2 separate regions of the Homo sapiens genome follow, and region 1 is linked to region 2. A link is a contact called in ENCODE Hi-C or POLR2A ChIA-PET data. All regions are on one chromosome and are shown on one strand. The core of a region is the stretch at or near the end of the contact, and the rest is flanking DNA. Distances in the headings are between cores, read along the strand shown.

Region 1 (7,869 bases), core at 322-2,821, 2.9 Mb after region 2:
AATAAAGACGTCTAAATTAACCACGAAAAAAATTATCAAAATCTACTAAATAAACATTGGGAAATATGACCTGAATATGATATTGGTTCCAGAAAATCAAGTTAACTGAGCTTTCTCGGTCATAAAACTCTTGGATTTTTAAAATCAGACAAAGTCACAAGGGTGAAGAATTTTTCCCCCATAAACTCTTTAACATTTCACCGAAACTGTAAGAAGATATTCCAGATTCAACTCAACAGTGCCCCCGGAGCCATCTTAATACTGCCTACAACTCATTGTGCAAATGAAATACCCACCCCTGCTTTGTCTGTGTCTGACGTGGTGGATAAGAAAACGCCCAAGCTAATAGTAACCAATAATGTTGAACTCCTATTGTCCCTCAGGTTTAAGCTTCCTTGCCCAACAGCAAGCAAAATGTTTATGAACCTCTAGATTTTGACTTATATTTGCTGCCGTTATGTCATGAAAAATGCTGTATCTCTTGTTGATCTTTTTAACATTATGACTTTTGTAGACGCCAGCTAGTACCAAAAACGTAGGATGACAGGTTCCCAAAAGCTAGGAATTAAAATCAGAGGCAGCGACAAGATTTAAGAAAAGCAGAGAATTAGACGCAGCACCGGACCCAGGATGGGCGTGGCCCTGGTCCGGGCGAGGAAAAGAGGACCGGTCGCCCCCGGCCAATCAGAGCACGCCTTGCGCTCCGGCCCCTGGCCCCGCCCCCTTCCTCCCCGCGCCTTTTCGAATCTCCCCGAACTCAACACCCCGGAGCCCGCGCGCGTGGGAAGGGGAGGGGTGGGCGGGGCTAACGGTCCAATCCGGGTAACTCCGCCCCTGCCTGACTCCCCCTGCGCGGACGCCCCCCCCAACTCCCGCCAAAAACACCTCCAGGCCGCCGCCACCACCCCCTTCACAGTTCAGCGGGTGGGGCAGGCCCCGGGAACAGGCCCCCGGGTGGTCCCGCGGTGAGCTCGCCACCGCCTCCCGCCGTCCCCATGCCCAACCTGCCGCCACCCACGCTGTCCGCGCGTCCGGCCGCGAAGACAGAAGAACCCTCGTGGGGCCCGGGAGCGCCGCCCCTCAATCACCAGCTGCGGTCGCCAGGGGACGGTCGCAGGGAGGGTCGCGGCCCTGGCTGCCCGCAGTTTGGTCCTAAAGCCGCTGGTCCCTGGGGCACCGCCCCGTCCCTTCAGACAATGGGGAACCCGGCGGGGCCCGCAGGGAAGGGAGGGAGGGAGGGAGGTAAACGAGGGCCCACGCCCCCTATTGTCTCCTCGACGGCACCCCGGAGCGGACGCCCGGTGATCGCCCAGCCCCCTGCCCACGAACAGCCGCGCCCCCGGAGAGCGGGGACAAAGGCGAGGCTCCGCCCGAGCCACACACAAAGCGGAGCGACCCCCGCCCACCAACCCCTCCGAGGCCCGCAGCCCCGCCCGCCGCCCTGCAGCAGGGGGTCGCTGCCACGGCCCAGCCCCTCCCGCCGACCGCGTCCCTCTTGCTGGCCTCAGCCAGCCGCCGCCTCCTCCGAGCCCCGCACCCACCTGCTCAGTCCGAGCCGCCTGACCACACTCTGAGCACCAACAGACCCGGGCGCGCACAAAAGCGCCAAACAGAGGCACGTGACCTCCGCGCGGGGCTCCGCATTGGCCGAGAGCGGCGGCACGTGCCGCCCCCGCCCCCCACAACCCGCGTGGAGCGCCGCCCCCCGGGACCCCGAAGCACCTCGGGAAGTGTAGTCCTGTCCCGGAGGGCAGGAGGACAATGCCGGGGGTTGCAGGGCGCCTGGGGAGCATCCCCAGGTGTGGGCCTGGGACTAGGGGGGTGGTCTCGCCGTGGAAGAGGGCGTGGCAGTGGACCCCGGACTAGGTCCGAACCAGCTCCCCATTCTCGAGAACAAGGGCAGGGCGGAGCAGGCGGAGGGCGGGGGGGTCCTTCCCTACCTTTCCAAACTTTGGCCGCCTGGACTCCACCTTGTAGAGCCACATGCCCGCCTCGCCCCAAGGGCAGCACTCGGACAGAGCAGTGCCCCTTCTAGTGCGCCACCCACATGGGTGCCTAAGACGCCCGAGCCCCTGTGACAGCACAATGCCACTCCACGCCCCTGCAGGGCCCCCTGCCCCCGGCACCCTACACCGACACCGGCGTGTCACCCATATTGTGACATCATCGTAATTTCTAATCCACTCAGCCCACAGGTCGCGGGCGTGGCCCTTCCCTCACTGTGTGCGTTCTTGCCAGCATCCTCAGGTTCCCGAGCCGGTGACCAGGGACCTGTGCGGGAAAGCGTGGGGCTCTGGAATTTGATCGCCTTTGGTCTAACAAAGCCACTCAGCTTAAATGCAGACTCCATCTGTTCTTCCAAGCCTTCTGCGGATGATAGGGGAGGAAGAGCAATAGCCGTTCTAGACTACACAGATTGCAGTTAAGTGTTGCTTTTGTTCTCAGAGCACGTGCTCCCCAGAGCAGCACTGGGTTCTTTTTAAAAATCGAAAAAGGAGCCACAAGGTCACTGTTCTCCCTGACCTGGATAGCTCAGAACCTCAGCAAAGGCACAAAGGAAATTGGTCTGACCGTGCCTTAGAATAACTGGCCCTTTCTCTCACAAAAAGGGGAAAAAAATAAATGAAATGAACATGGTCCCCGCCTCCTCCCATTCTCTGACCAAGACCGTGTCCTCGGTTGGTGGTCAATACACCAAGACACCTGCTTTGAGATCTTGACTAAGCAGAAGAGATATCTTTATTTTATTAATGAGCTGCATCTCCCCAAATCAAGAAACAAATGTGACCAACCTTCCTGAAACAACAGTCCTAATTTAGAAAGACTCTCATGCCTAGTTAGTCACCAGGGATGTGCCAGAGATAAAATACAACTAAGGGGTGCCCAAGACAATAAAAACTGGATCATACAAGCAGCAGCACACTACACAAAGCAAACAATTAGCAATGCGCTGTTGCCTGAAATATGCTTGTTGCGGCATTTTTTCCAACAATCGCCCTTGTGTGGGGTCGGCCTCCCCCCCAAGCCAATCGAAGTGGTTTTCACTTAGCCTGTGAGCAGGACCAGGAATAATTCAGATACTGAGCCTTGAAAGGCTTCTTCTCAGACCAAACTTAGCTTCAAAATGGCTAGGTGCTTCCGTCTGTCATTTTTCTGAACAGAATCTCAGACATCATTAGAAAAGTTGGAGAAGGATGGGCATGAGACCCCTCAGGAAAGCGACAGATAGGCAGGCAACACAAATGAGCAAGGAACCCAAGCCCAAGAGGTCCTTACCCACTGAACAGGCTTTTTATCTTGAAGTCTTTGTATTTGATCTGGAGGTTCACAGAGGAAGGTCCCACTCATTTAATGCATTTTTTTAAGTACAATAAATTGCCACACAAAAGTCTCACATTCCTGACTATTAATGTTGTGACAGAAAAAAGAAATAAATCTTTCAAAACACTGATAATTTGAAAGCACTTACACTGCTTCCCCCCACATTTTCTTTCTCCCTAGAGCAGATGTCTATTTCCATGGAAACCATAGCAAGGAACGTAGATGTTAGAACTCATGTTCATTTTTAATCTTTTTTAGCAATGCCACTTGGCTTCTGGGTTTGTTGGGAGATGCCTGGTTCTGCCAGTCTGTGACAATGTTCCAAGCTCCTCACAGCTGCTTGAGGACTGAGAGGGCTGGGTTAAAGTTTCCCCTAGAATGAGCCTTTGAATAAAAAGGTGCTTTTGAGGTGGGATTCCTGTCCTTTTATTATTATTATTATTATTATTATTATTATTATTATTATTATTATTATTTGACTTAAAAAAAATTGAGACAGGGTCTCACTATGTTGCCCAGGTTGGCCTCGAACTCCTGGGTTCAAGCAATCCTCTTGTCTCAGCCTCCCAAAGTGCTGGGATTACAGGCATGAGCCACCACACCCAGTCTGATCCTTGTTCTTTAGGGTGGGGCTGCCTTCCCAAGAGCCAGATCACAGCTCATTATTGTCAGCTTTTGTGGGTGTCCTATATAAGCCTTGGAATAGGAAGGGCTTTCAACTGTAAGGAGAGACAACAGTTTTGCCACTTCACCTTGGAGAGGGGCAGAATCGCCCTTCTCGAAAGCTTCCTAAAACGAACTTCAAGATCCACTCTCTTCTGAAGTGGCAGCAAGGAGTTAATGTTCACATCTTGGAACTGTCTATCTTTGCCCATAAGAATTATTTTTGCTTCTGCTCAGATGGTTTGGTTGGATTGTTATGGAGCTGGCTGTGACTATGGAGCCACACAACGAAGTGGAGATAGGGCAGTCATCCAGCTTATTTGATCTGTGTAGACAGCTAAAGGAGAGCACTTCAGGCTTCAAAGTCTAGAAGGAATGTCTACACTGATCAAACGGCGGGCCAGGCCGTTGTCAGATCTCCTCTCCTGCCAGAGAGCCCGGCAGCCTTTGTTCATTGTTGGGCTTGAGGCTGCAGGGTTTGTCTCCCACATGGCGCCTCCAAGTTCCACAGCTGCTTTCGAGGCCTGTCCTCGGCCAAAGGGTGTCGTGGGAGAGGTTTGCTTGTTGTCCCCGGTCTCTCTGTTCCCTTTGTCTCCTAATCCTCAAGCACTATGCTCTAACACTCCCTTCTCTATTCAAAACCTGTCTATGAGTCTGCTGTTTTACACATCGATCTCCCTCACTAGACCATTAGGTCCTAGAGGGCAGGGTGCTGTCTTTGTCTTGGTATCCCTAGTGCAGTGCCCATCCTCAGGCCTGGCCCAGGATGATGGCGCCTGAATGTTTGCAGAGAACTTTGGGAAAGAACAACCTCTTGGCCGGGCACGCTGGCTCACACCTCTAATCCCAGCACTTTGGGAGGCTGAGGCAGGCGGATCACAAGGTCAGGAGATCGAGACCATCCTGGCTAACACGATGAAACCCCGTCTCTACTAAAAATACAAAAAATTAGCCAGGCATGGTGGCGGGCGCCTGTAGTCCCAGCTACGCACGAGGCTGAGGCAGGAGAATGGCATGAACCTGGGAGGTGGAGGTTGCAGTGAGCCGAGTTCACGCCACTGCCTTCCAGCCTGGGCGACACAGCAAGACTCCGTCTCACAAAAAAAAAAAAAAAGAACAACCTCTCTCATCCTTCTGTGATCTTCTGTCTCTTCTGTGATATTAGACACTTGCACTCTGGGAGTGGTGAGGATTAAATGAAATAATGTAAATGAAAACAGCACAATGCCTGGCACATTTAAAGTGCTGTGCACTTGTTAGGTATCATTGCTAGAGATGTTTCCTGATTGCTATAGATTATTTTATTTTTATTTTTTGAGACGGAGTTTTGCTTTTGTTGCCCAGGCTGCAGTGCAGTGGTGCAATCTCAGCTCACTGCAACCTCCGCCTCCCAGGTTCAAGCGATTCTCCCGCCTCAGCCTCCTGAGTAGCTGGGATTACAGGTGTGCGCCACCATGCCCAGCTAATTTTTTGTATTTTTAGTAGAGATGGGGTTTCATCACGTTGATCAGGCTGGTCTCAAACTCCTGACCTCAGGTGATCCACCTGCCTCGGCCTCCCAAAGTGCAGGGATTACAGGCGTGAGCCGCGGTGCCTGGCCTGCTATAGGTTATTGAATGAGTGAATGACTATTAGACTTTCACCCTTTGATGGAAATTGTAGTTACTGGGTTAACTCTTCCCATGGGGTTAAATTCAATTCATTTAACACTTTATTTTTTATTTTTATTTTTATTTTTATTTTTTTGAGCAACAAGGCTGTTTATTTCACCTGGATGCAGGCGGGCTGAGTCCGAAAAGAGAGTCAGCAAAGGGTGGTGGGATTATCATTGGTTCTTATAGGTTTTGGGATAGGCAGTAGAGTTAAGAGCAATGTTTTGGGGGCAGGGGATGGATCTCACAAAGTACATTCTCAAGGGTGGGGAGAATTACAAAGAAACTTCTTAAGGGTGGGTGACATTATAAAGAACCTTCTTAAGGGTGGGGGAGATTACAAAGTACATTGATCAGTTAAGGTGGGGCAGAAACAAATCACAATGGTGGAATGTCATCAGTTAAGGCTATTTTCACTTCTGTGGATCTTCAGTTGCTTCAGGCCATCTTGATATATACGTGCAGGTCACTGGGGATATGATGGCTTAGCTTGGGCTCAGAGGCCTGACATTCCTGTCCTCCACTGTAAGAGTTACCCGAAGCTCGGCGTCCATGATGGCCCAGGGGGCTTCCGAGGCGATCGGGCTGTGTCAGTCTTCAGTCGCTAAGCCGAGAAGATCCAATTTAAAATCAGTGAGATGTTCCTTGGGCTGGTTGGTCTGTTCATAAATTTGGAAAGGAGAGCTTTATTTCTCATAAAGATTTGCAGCCTATAGGGTGGCCATTCTTACAGGCTGGGAAATGTAGCCTCTGGTCAGAAGCTCTCATGTAACACTTTAAATAGGTAACACATTCACATGGTTTAAAAATAAAGTATAAGAAGCCCTCCTTATCTTCCAAGTTCTCTACCAACCACTCCCCCACCATAATCTCTGTTAATCAGTTTCCTGTGTATCCAGGAGTTTCTTCATGTGTACACAAGCAAACTTGTAGGTATGCATTCATATCCCCTCTCTTTTTACACACATGATAGCCTCCTGTAACTGTTCTTTGCTTAGCAGTTTTCACTTAACAATACATGTCAGGGTCTGGGTGTGGTAGCTCACACCTGTAATCCCAGCACTTTGGGAAGCCAGGGCAGAATAATCACCTGAGGCTTAGAGTTTGAGACCACCCTGGGCTACATAGCAAGAACCTGTCTCTACAAATAAATGAAAAAATACAAATAAATAAATAAAATTAGCTGGGCATGGTGGCACGGGCCTGTAGTCCTAGCTAAGGTGGGAGGACCACCTGCAGTGAGCCATGATCACGCCGCTGTTCCCCAGCCTGGGTGACAGAACGAGACCCTGTCTCTTTGTTTTTTGAGTCAGAATCTTACTCTGTAACCCAAGCTGAAGGAGACAGGATCTCGCTCTGTCACCCAGGCTGGAGTGCAGCGGCACAATCTCAACTCATTACAACCTCCGCCTCCTGGGTTCAAGGGATTCTCCTGCCTTAGCCTCCTGAGTAACTGGGATTACAGGCACATGTCACCACGCCTGGCTAATTTTTTGTATTTTTAGTAGAGATGGGTTTTCACCATGTTGGCCAGGCTGGCTTTGAACTACTGACCTCAAGTGATCCACCCGCCTTGACTTCCCAAAGTGCTGGGATTACAGATGTGAGCCACCACACCTGGCCAGAGACGCTGTCTCTTAAACAAACAAACAAAAACCACGTCAGGGGTCTTTTCCCTGTTCATACATCAAGGATTTCTTTGATCTGGTGTCCATGGTATGAATATTCCAAGATGCAGTTAACCAGTGGGATATCTGTGGCTCTTTAGGTTATTCCCAGTTATTCAGAATAGCTCACCATGCTGTAATGAATGACCTAGTTCATATGGCATTTCCTATGGGTGTGAGTATATCTGCAAGACATATTCCTAGAAATGGTATTTCAGGGCTAAAAGGCAAGCACATTTGTAATTTGGATGGTGCCAAATTGCCTTCCACGTTGTACCAATTCAACACTCACCATGTGGCACTTTAATTCATTATCTCAACTCATTCAAAAATGATTTGCAAGGCTTTGTCCCTAGAAATTTCAGGCATTAGAGAAAAGGAGGGGGAGGAGCCAAAATCCCAAGAAAGACATGGCTGTCAATTCTGTCTATATTAATAACTCCTATAAATATTTGACTAGCAACAGGCTGATCTCAGAACAGCTCTAGTGCCTGCACTGTGGCACCCGTCTCAGTCCTGTGACTCACATGGCTGCAATGAGATTGGAAGTGCACTTCCATTGGAAG
Region 2 (7,173 bases), core at 2,164-4,663:
ACCACATCTGGCTAATTTTTGTATTTTTAGTAGAGACGGGGTTTCACCATTGTTGGCCAGGCTGGTCTCCTATTCCTGAACTCAGGTGATCCACCCGCCTCGGCCACCCAAAGTGCTGGGATTACAGGCATGAGCCACCACACCCGGCCAGGAATTCTTTATGTAAAAATATCAGTTTTAGTGGCTGTGATATTCCAATATAGAATCATGCCTTGCTAGGACCATGCCTCACTGAACGATGGGATACATTCTGAGAAAAGCGCCATTAGGCAATTTCATTGTTGTGTGAACATCATAGAGCATACTTAACACAAACCTAAATGGTATAGCCTACTACACACCTAGGCTATATGGTATAGTGTATTGTTAATAGGCTACAAACCTGTATGGCATGTTACTGTACTGAATACTGTAGCAATTCTGTCTAAACATAGAAAAGGTAGAAAAGGTATGGTAAAAATGTGTTATATAATTTTATGGGAACACTATCTCATATGCAGTCTGTTGTTGATGGAAACATTGTTATGCGGTGTATGATTGTATCAAATTGGTTACCACTTGTTGGGGCTTTTTAAAATTTTTATTGTTTTAGAGACAGGGTCTTGCTCTGTTGCCCAGGCTGGAGTGCAGTGGCGTGACCATAGCTCACTGTAGCCTTAAACTCCTGGGCTCAAGCAATCCTTCCACCTCGGCTTCCCAAAATGCTGGCATTACAGATGCAAGTCACTGTGCCTGGCCTTTGTTGGGTTTTTAGGTTAGTTCTCCTTTATCGTCATTACGTATAACCTGAGATACACAGTGTTGAAGTTAAATCTGTACACATACTGAATCTTTCCCTAGAATGCTTTCCTGAAAGTAGAATTACTTGGTCAAAGGGTATGTATGTTTTTAACATCTAATTTCAAGTTTTATCAAACTATTAAATGTGCAAACAAGTCAGATAGAACTACAGGATTTAAAACAAGCTCCAATCCACTGCCTCACCTCTTTCCACCGTCAAGTTCCAAGCCTTAGAGACAACCAATTCCAACTTTTTTAGCTGTTTCTTCTGTATTTACCTTGATATTTCTAAATAGTATGCTTATATTATTTTTTGATTTCTCAATTTTGACATTATGTATTTTATATATATATATATATATATATATATATATATATATATATATATATATATATATATATATACTTTTTTTGAGACGGAGTCTCGCTCTGTCGCCCAGGCTGGAGTGCAGCGGCGCGATCTCGGCTCACTGCTACCTCCGCCTCCTGGGTTCACGCCATTCTCCTGCCTCGGCCTCCGAGTAGCTGGGACTACAGGCGCCCGCCACCATGCCCGGCCAGTTTTTTTGTATTTTTAGTAGAGACGGGGTTTCACCGTGTTAGCCACGACGGTCTTGATCTCCTGACCTCGTGATCTGCCCGCCTCGGCCTCCCAAAGTGCTGGGATTACAGGCATGAGCCACCGCGCCTGGCCAACATTATGTATTATATTTTTATGGTGAAAAATAATTTAGCTCCCAAGCAGCACCTCCCCCAACAACCTCCCTACTTCCCTAAATCCTTAAAACCTTCTCATCTTTCTCCCCACAAACTTTCTTTTTTCTCCATTCTCTTAATGTAATTCTATCACTTTGGTTAAAACAATATTCACTGCTCGGCGGGGCGCGGTGGCTCACACCTGTAATCCCTGCACTTTGGGAGGCCGAGGTGGGAGGATCACTTGAGGTCAGGAGTTGGAGACAAGCCTAGCCAACATGGCGAAACCCTGTTTCTACTAAAAATACAAAAATTAGCCAGGCATGGTGGCACACGCCTGTAATCCCAGCTACTGGGGAGGCTGAGGCAGGAGAATCGCTTGAACTTGGGAGGCAGAGGTTGCATTGAGTCAAGATTGCACCCCTGCACTCCAGCCTGGGCAACAGAGCAAGACTCTGTCTCAAAAAAAAAAAGAAGAAACAAACAAACAAAAGAACAGAAAAAATAAATAAAACAATATTCACTGCTTACGTTTTTATGGTCATGTTAATACAGTTCACAGCTGAGCCATATGTTGTACTATGATTATATTTTCTTTCTTTTTCTTTTCTCTTTTTTTTTAGAAACGCAGTTTCACTATGTTGCTCAGGCTGGACTTGAATGAACTCCTAGGCTCAAGTGATTCTCCCACCTCAGTCTCTCGAGCAGCTGGTACTACAAGTGCGTGCCACGCCACTCGGATACATTTTCTTTCTTGCATAGCTTTTACTTTTTTTCCTTTCTACATTTGATTGCCTTTTTGTCTGTTTGCTTAGTTTTTTACAAAAAACAACTTTACTGAAGTACTACAGTTACATAAAACATACCTGTTTTACATGGATAGTTCATAGAGTTTTGACAAATATATACACCTATGTAACCATCACCCTAATCAAGATATAAAACATTTCCATCACCCCCAGCAAGTTCTTTCTTGTTCTTTTGCAGTCAACCCCCGACCCCCATCTCAGGCAAGGGCTGATTGGAGCCTATTACTGGAGATTAGTTTTACCAGTTCTTGAACTTCATGTAAATGGAATAATTTTTTGACAATTTCACTTCGAAGAGACAGACTATTAAAAAGACAATTGTTTGTGTAATAAGTACACGCATGCTAAAAGTACACGACCTGTTCCAGTTTTGGGTTAGCAAGGGATTCCTCGAAAAATTAAAAGAATAAACCGCTACTATCATTATTAGAAAGAATTAACCTGGAGTAGAAAGAGGTGTTATGTGGATGGGGATGGGGGACATGAAGGATGGGGGACATGGGGGATGGGGGACATGGGGGATGGGAGAAGCGCAAGACATGGAGTGCGAATGAGGTTGGGGTCCAGCCAGAAGGAAAAGCATGAACAAAGGCTTGGAGACAAGAGCAATTCCGTCTGGACTCAAACCTGGATTTCGTAACTTGTCTCCATTTTACTACCATCGAAACTGCTGTGCTCTCCAAGTTTTTTGCCCAGTCCAAGCAGGGCAATTATGAATAAGTAAGACGCTCTACCAACATATTTCAGTGTTTTCCCCCATTAGACTGTAAGTTCTTTGAAAGCTAGAACTTCATAATGTAACCCTTGTTACGTAGTAGGCAAGCATTAATAAATACTGGTTGAATTAACGAATAATTGGGTGAGTGAATGAACGAACGCACGCATGCAAACCCGAAAGTCCCTGGAGGAAATGGTCACCTTCGGAGGTTTAGTCTGGCCCAGAAGCCCTAAGACCACGGACTGTGCCAGGTCCCACTCCAAACGCCGGGGAGACGCTCTAGGCAAGCTACACGTTCTTTGCTGCGGTGCCACTCTAGCCGCGAGAACGCCGCTCTATGGCTGCGGGGGAGGGGCGGGGCTCGTGGGTGTCTCCGACCCTTTTTGTCCCGGCGCGGCGGGAGCGCGCTTGGCGCGTGCGTACGCGACGGCGGTTGGCGGCGCGCGGGCAGCGTGAAGCGAGGCGAGGCAAGGCTTTTCGGACCCACGGAGCGACAGAGCGAGCGGCCCCTACGGCCGTCGGCGGCCCGGCGGCCCGAGATGTTATCTGGGAAGAAGGCGGCAGCCGCGGCGGCGGCGGCTGCAGCGGCAGCAACCGGGACGGAGGCTGGCCCTGGGACAGCAGGCGGCTCCGAGAACGGGTCTGAGGTGGCCGCGCAGCCCGCGGGCCTGTCGGGCCCAGCCGAGGTCGGGCCGGGGGCGGTGGGGGAGCGCACACCCCGCAAGAAAGAGCCTCCGCGGGCCTCGCCCCCCGGGGGCCTGGCGGAACCGCCGGGGTCCGCAGGGCCTCAGGCCGGCCCTACTGTCGTGCCTGGGTCTGCGACCCCCATGGAAACTGGAATAGCAGAGACTCCGGAGGGGCGTCGGACCAGCCGGCGCAAGCGGGCGAAGGTAAGGCTCGACCCTTCCCTCAAACGACACCGCCTGGTGCCGAGCTTCCCCGAGGCTTCTCCGCCCTCCCCCGCCGCCGCCGGGTCTTGGGCCCTGCGACCACTCAGACCTCCCCTTGTATCGCTGCGCACGCCACGTCCCCTCTAGCTGGACGGGTGGGGTGAGAAAGGAAAAGTCTTTGCCGGTGTTGACTGCGGTCTTTGTGCTGGGTCCCGAGCGACGTGGGAAGGGGCATCGATGATTGCTGGGAGGGGTATTTTATTCCTTAGGTCTTTCTTGCACACCTTTTCATTTTCTTGACTGGAAAATGGCTCCCTGACGTGGGGTTACGGTTGGCGTTCTTGGAGACCTCACTTGTTTGTTCACAGATAGGTCTGGAAGCTGTTGGGCGATATTGATGGCGTTTCAGCTGGGTGCACGAGGGGGCTGTAGGTTGATGCTGAAGAAATCGCCTTAGCCGGGGAGATGAAAAGAAAGGGTCGTTTTTGCTTTTGTTTTTGTTTGAGCAAAACCCTGCTGTGTGGTAGGAGTTCTAGTCTTTTTTTTTTTCTTTTTTAAAATCCTCTCAGCGATCTTTTGGCGCAGAATTTTGCAGATGAGGAAGCTGCTGATTGAGAGAGCAAATAATAGTCAAAATGCAAATATATGGGAAGAAAAGATTTGACTCCAAACAGTATATACAGACAGTGACTGCCTCAAATGTCTGTGTCCTAGATGCTATATTCAGCGTGTCACCAACATTACTTTTTTTTGTTGTTGTTAAATATCAACGGGCAGGTATTGCTAGCCCTATTTTAGGAATGAGTAAACTGAGGCACACAATTTAAGCAACTTGCCTAAAGTCACAAAGCTAAATAAGTGATGGAAGTGGAATGTAATTCCCACATTCATGTTGTTACAGGGTATCATCAGCCCTTGAAACAAAGGACCACATGGGACACTGTGTGCAGGGCACTGGGGCAGTATTAGGGCGCAGACTTTAGACTTGGGCCTTTTCTGGAGATTTAATGGTCGGTCTAGTTGGAAAAAACAACCTGGATATATATGTGCGTGTAGTCAACATTTAAATAAAAATTTGCAGATTATATAATTTATGCCTGAAAAAATTGTCTACATAATTTTTAAGTGGGAATACCAAGTCAGTGTGTATGGGGAGCTTCTTGAGATGAGTATTACCCAGTCTGAGAGCTCTCATATTTATCTGCCTACTTGAGCCAACTCTCTAAAGTATAACCAGTGCTGGATGAAAGACCGTTTTGGAGGCAAGACTTTCTGGAGCTTTTACCAAAGCATGGGTTAGAAAAGCACAGAGGTTGGTGACACCAGCCCTCAGAAATGAAATAAAGGGCAGAAGTCAAGAGTGTTATTTTACGATTTCAATAGACAGGTGGCCAGAAGCCACGTATAAGATGTTTTTAAAAACAGATTTATTGGCTGGGCACAGTGGCTCACTCCTGTAATCCCTGCACTTTGGGAGGCCAAGGCGGGTGGATCACCTGTGGTCAGGAGTTCGAGACCAGCCTGGCCAACATGATGAAACCCCCGTCTCTACTAAAAATACAAAAAATTAGCCGGGCGTGGTGGCGGGCGCCTGTAATCCCAGCTACTCCGGAGGCTGAGTTAGGGAGAATTGCTTGAACCCGGGAGGCAGAGGTTGCAGTGAGCCCAGATCGTGCCACTGCACTTCAGCCTGGGCAACAAGAGCGAAACTGTCTAAAAGCAAACAAAAAAACAGGCTTATTGGGATAATGCATGTATAATAATATTCACCATTTTAAAATGTATGATTCAGTGGTTTTTAGCATATTTACAAGATTGTACAGCCAACACCACAATTGATTTTAGAACCTTTTCATCATCCCCAAAGACATCTGTATCATTAGCAGTCACTCCCCAGTCCTCCCTACCCCCAGTCCCTGGCAACCACTAATCTACTCTTTGTCTATGGATTTGTCTATTCTGAACATTTTATATAAAATCTTATGTAGCCTTTTGTATTTGGCTTTAGCATGTTTTCAGGGTTCATTCACGTTGTAGTGCTTTCATTCAGTACTTGATAACTCTTTATGGCTGAATAATATTCCATTGTATGGATATACCAAATTTGGTTTACCCATTCATCATTTGACGCACATTGGGGTTTGTTTCCAAGTCTTGGCTATTTTACATAATGCTGCTGTGAACATTAATGTACAGTTTATTTTGTGAATATGTTTTCAGTTCTCTTTGGGTGTGGGCCTAGGAATTCCTGGGTTTTATGTTAATTCTAGGTTTTACTTTTGAGGTATAGCCAAACAGTTTCCCATAGCAGCTGCACCATTTTACATTCCCATTAGTAAATATATGAGGGTTCCAGTTTCTCCAATGTTCTTCTTCGTTTTTTTTTTTTTGTTGTTGTTGTTTTTGAGATGGGGTTTCGCTTTTGTTGCCCAGGCTGGAGTGCAGTGGCATGACCTCGGCTCACTGCAACATCCGCCTCCAAGGTTCAAGTGATTCTCCTGCCTCAGCCTCCCGAGTAGCTGGGATTATAGGCATGCACCACCATGCCCGGCTAACTTTGTATTGTGTTTTTAGTAGAGATGGGGTTTCTCCATGTTGGTCAGGCTGTTTCAAACTCCTGACCTCAAGGTGATCTGCCCACCTCGGCCTCCCAAAGTGCTGGGATTACAGGCATGAGCCACTGCGCCTGGCCTTCTTCTTCTTTTTTTTTTTTTTTTTTTTTTTTGCTGAGACAGTCTCTCTCTGTCACCACCCAGGCTGGAGTGCAGTGATGTGATCTCGGCTTACTACAGCCTCCTCCTCCTGGGTTCAAGCGATTCTCCTGCCTTAGCCAGCCGAGTAGCTGGGATTACAGGCACCTGCCACCACCTCTGGCCAGTTTTTGTATTTTTAGTAGAGACAGGGTTTCACCATGTTGGCCAGGATGGTCTTAAACTCCTGGCCTCAAGCCATCCACCCACATCGGCCTCCCAAAGTGCTGGGATTACAGGTGGAGCCACCTTGTTGAGCCTCCATATCCTTCTTGACATTTAATATTGTTTGTCTTTTACTGTAGCCATCCTATTGGGGGTAAAGTGGTATCTCATTGTGGTTTTGATATGCAGTTCCCTAATGACTAATGATGTTGGGCATCTTTTCATGTGTTTATTAGCCATTTTTATATTTTTGTTGAAATGACTATTCAAATCCTTGGCTCATTTTTAAAAATTGAGTTGTCTTCATCATTTTCTAGTAAGAGTTCTTTACATATTCTGGTTACGGAAATTTGTGATTTTGATGA

What was found. Hi-C counts contacts between places; a loop is a spot of excess contacts on that map. ChIA-PET counts read pairs that join two places held with the same protein, here RNA polymerase II (POLR2A). Pooled maps may share reads with other maps.
Region 1: a pooled map shows a loop between it and region 2 (2.6-fold over the local background). The contact joins the promoter of STMN1 here to the promoter of KDM1A in region 2. A Hi-C loop is called at or near these places in 1 of 50 pooled maps. POLR2A ChIA-PET finds 5 or more read pairs at or near these places in 2 of 52 experiments (WTC11 and activated B cell).

Annotation. Positions count from the first base shown.
Region 1 is chr1:25,904,848-25,912,716 of GRCh38, forward strand. It overlaps STMN1 (stathmin 1), which reads right to left and starts at 1,572. Exons shown (of 5, transcript NM_005563.4): 1 at 1,542-1,572. It overlaps MIR3917 (microRNA 3917), which reads right to left and starts at 1,607; the gene lies at 1,515-1,607. LOC105376885 (a long non-coding RNA gene) reads left to right here and starts at 1,703. Exons shown (of 2, transcript XR_947102.1): 1 at 1,703-1,799; 2 at 2,189-3,396. RefSeq lists silencers at 511-805, 585-1,004, 1,395-1,484, 1,505-1,814.
Region 2 is chr1:23,016,055-23,023,227 of GRCh38, forward strand. It overlaps KDM1A (lysine demethylase 1A), which reads left to right and starts at 3,414. Exons shown (of 21, transcript NM_001009999.3): 1 at 3,414-3,893. The coding sequence starts at 3,543. RefSeq lists enhancers at 3,218-3,905, 3,906-4,591 and a silencer at 3,661-3,730.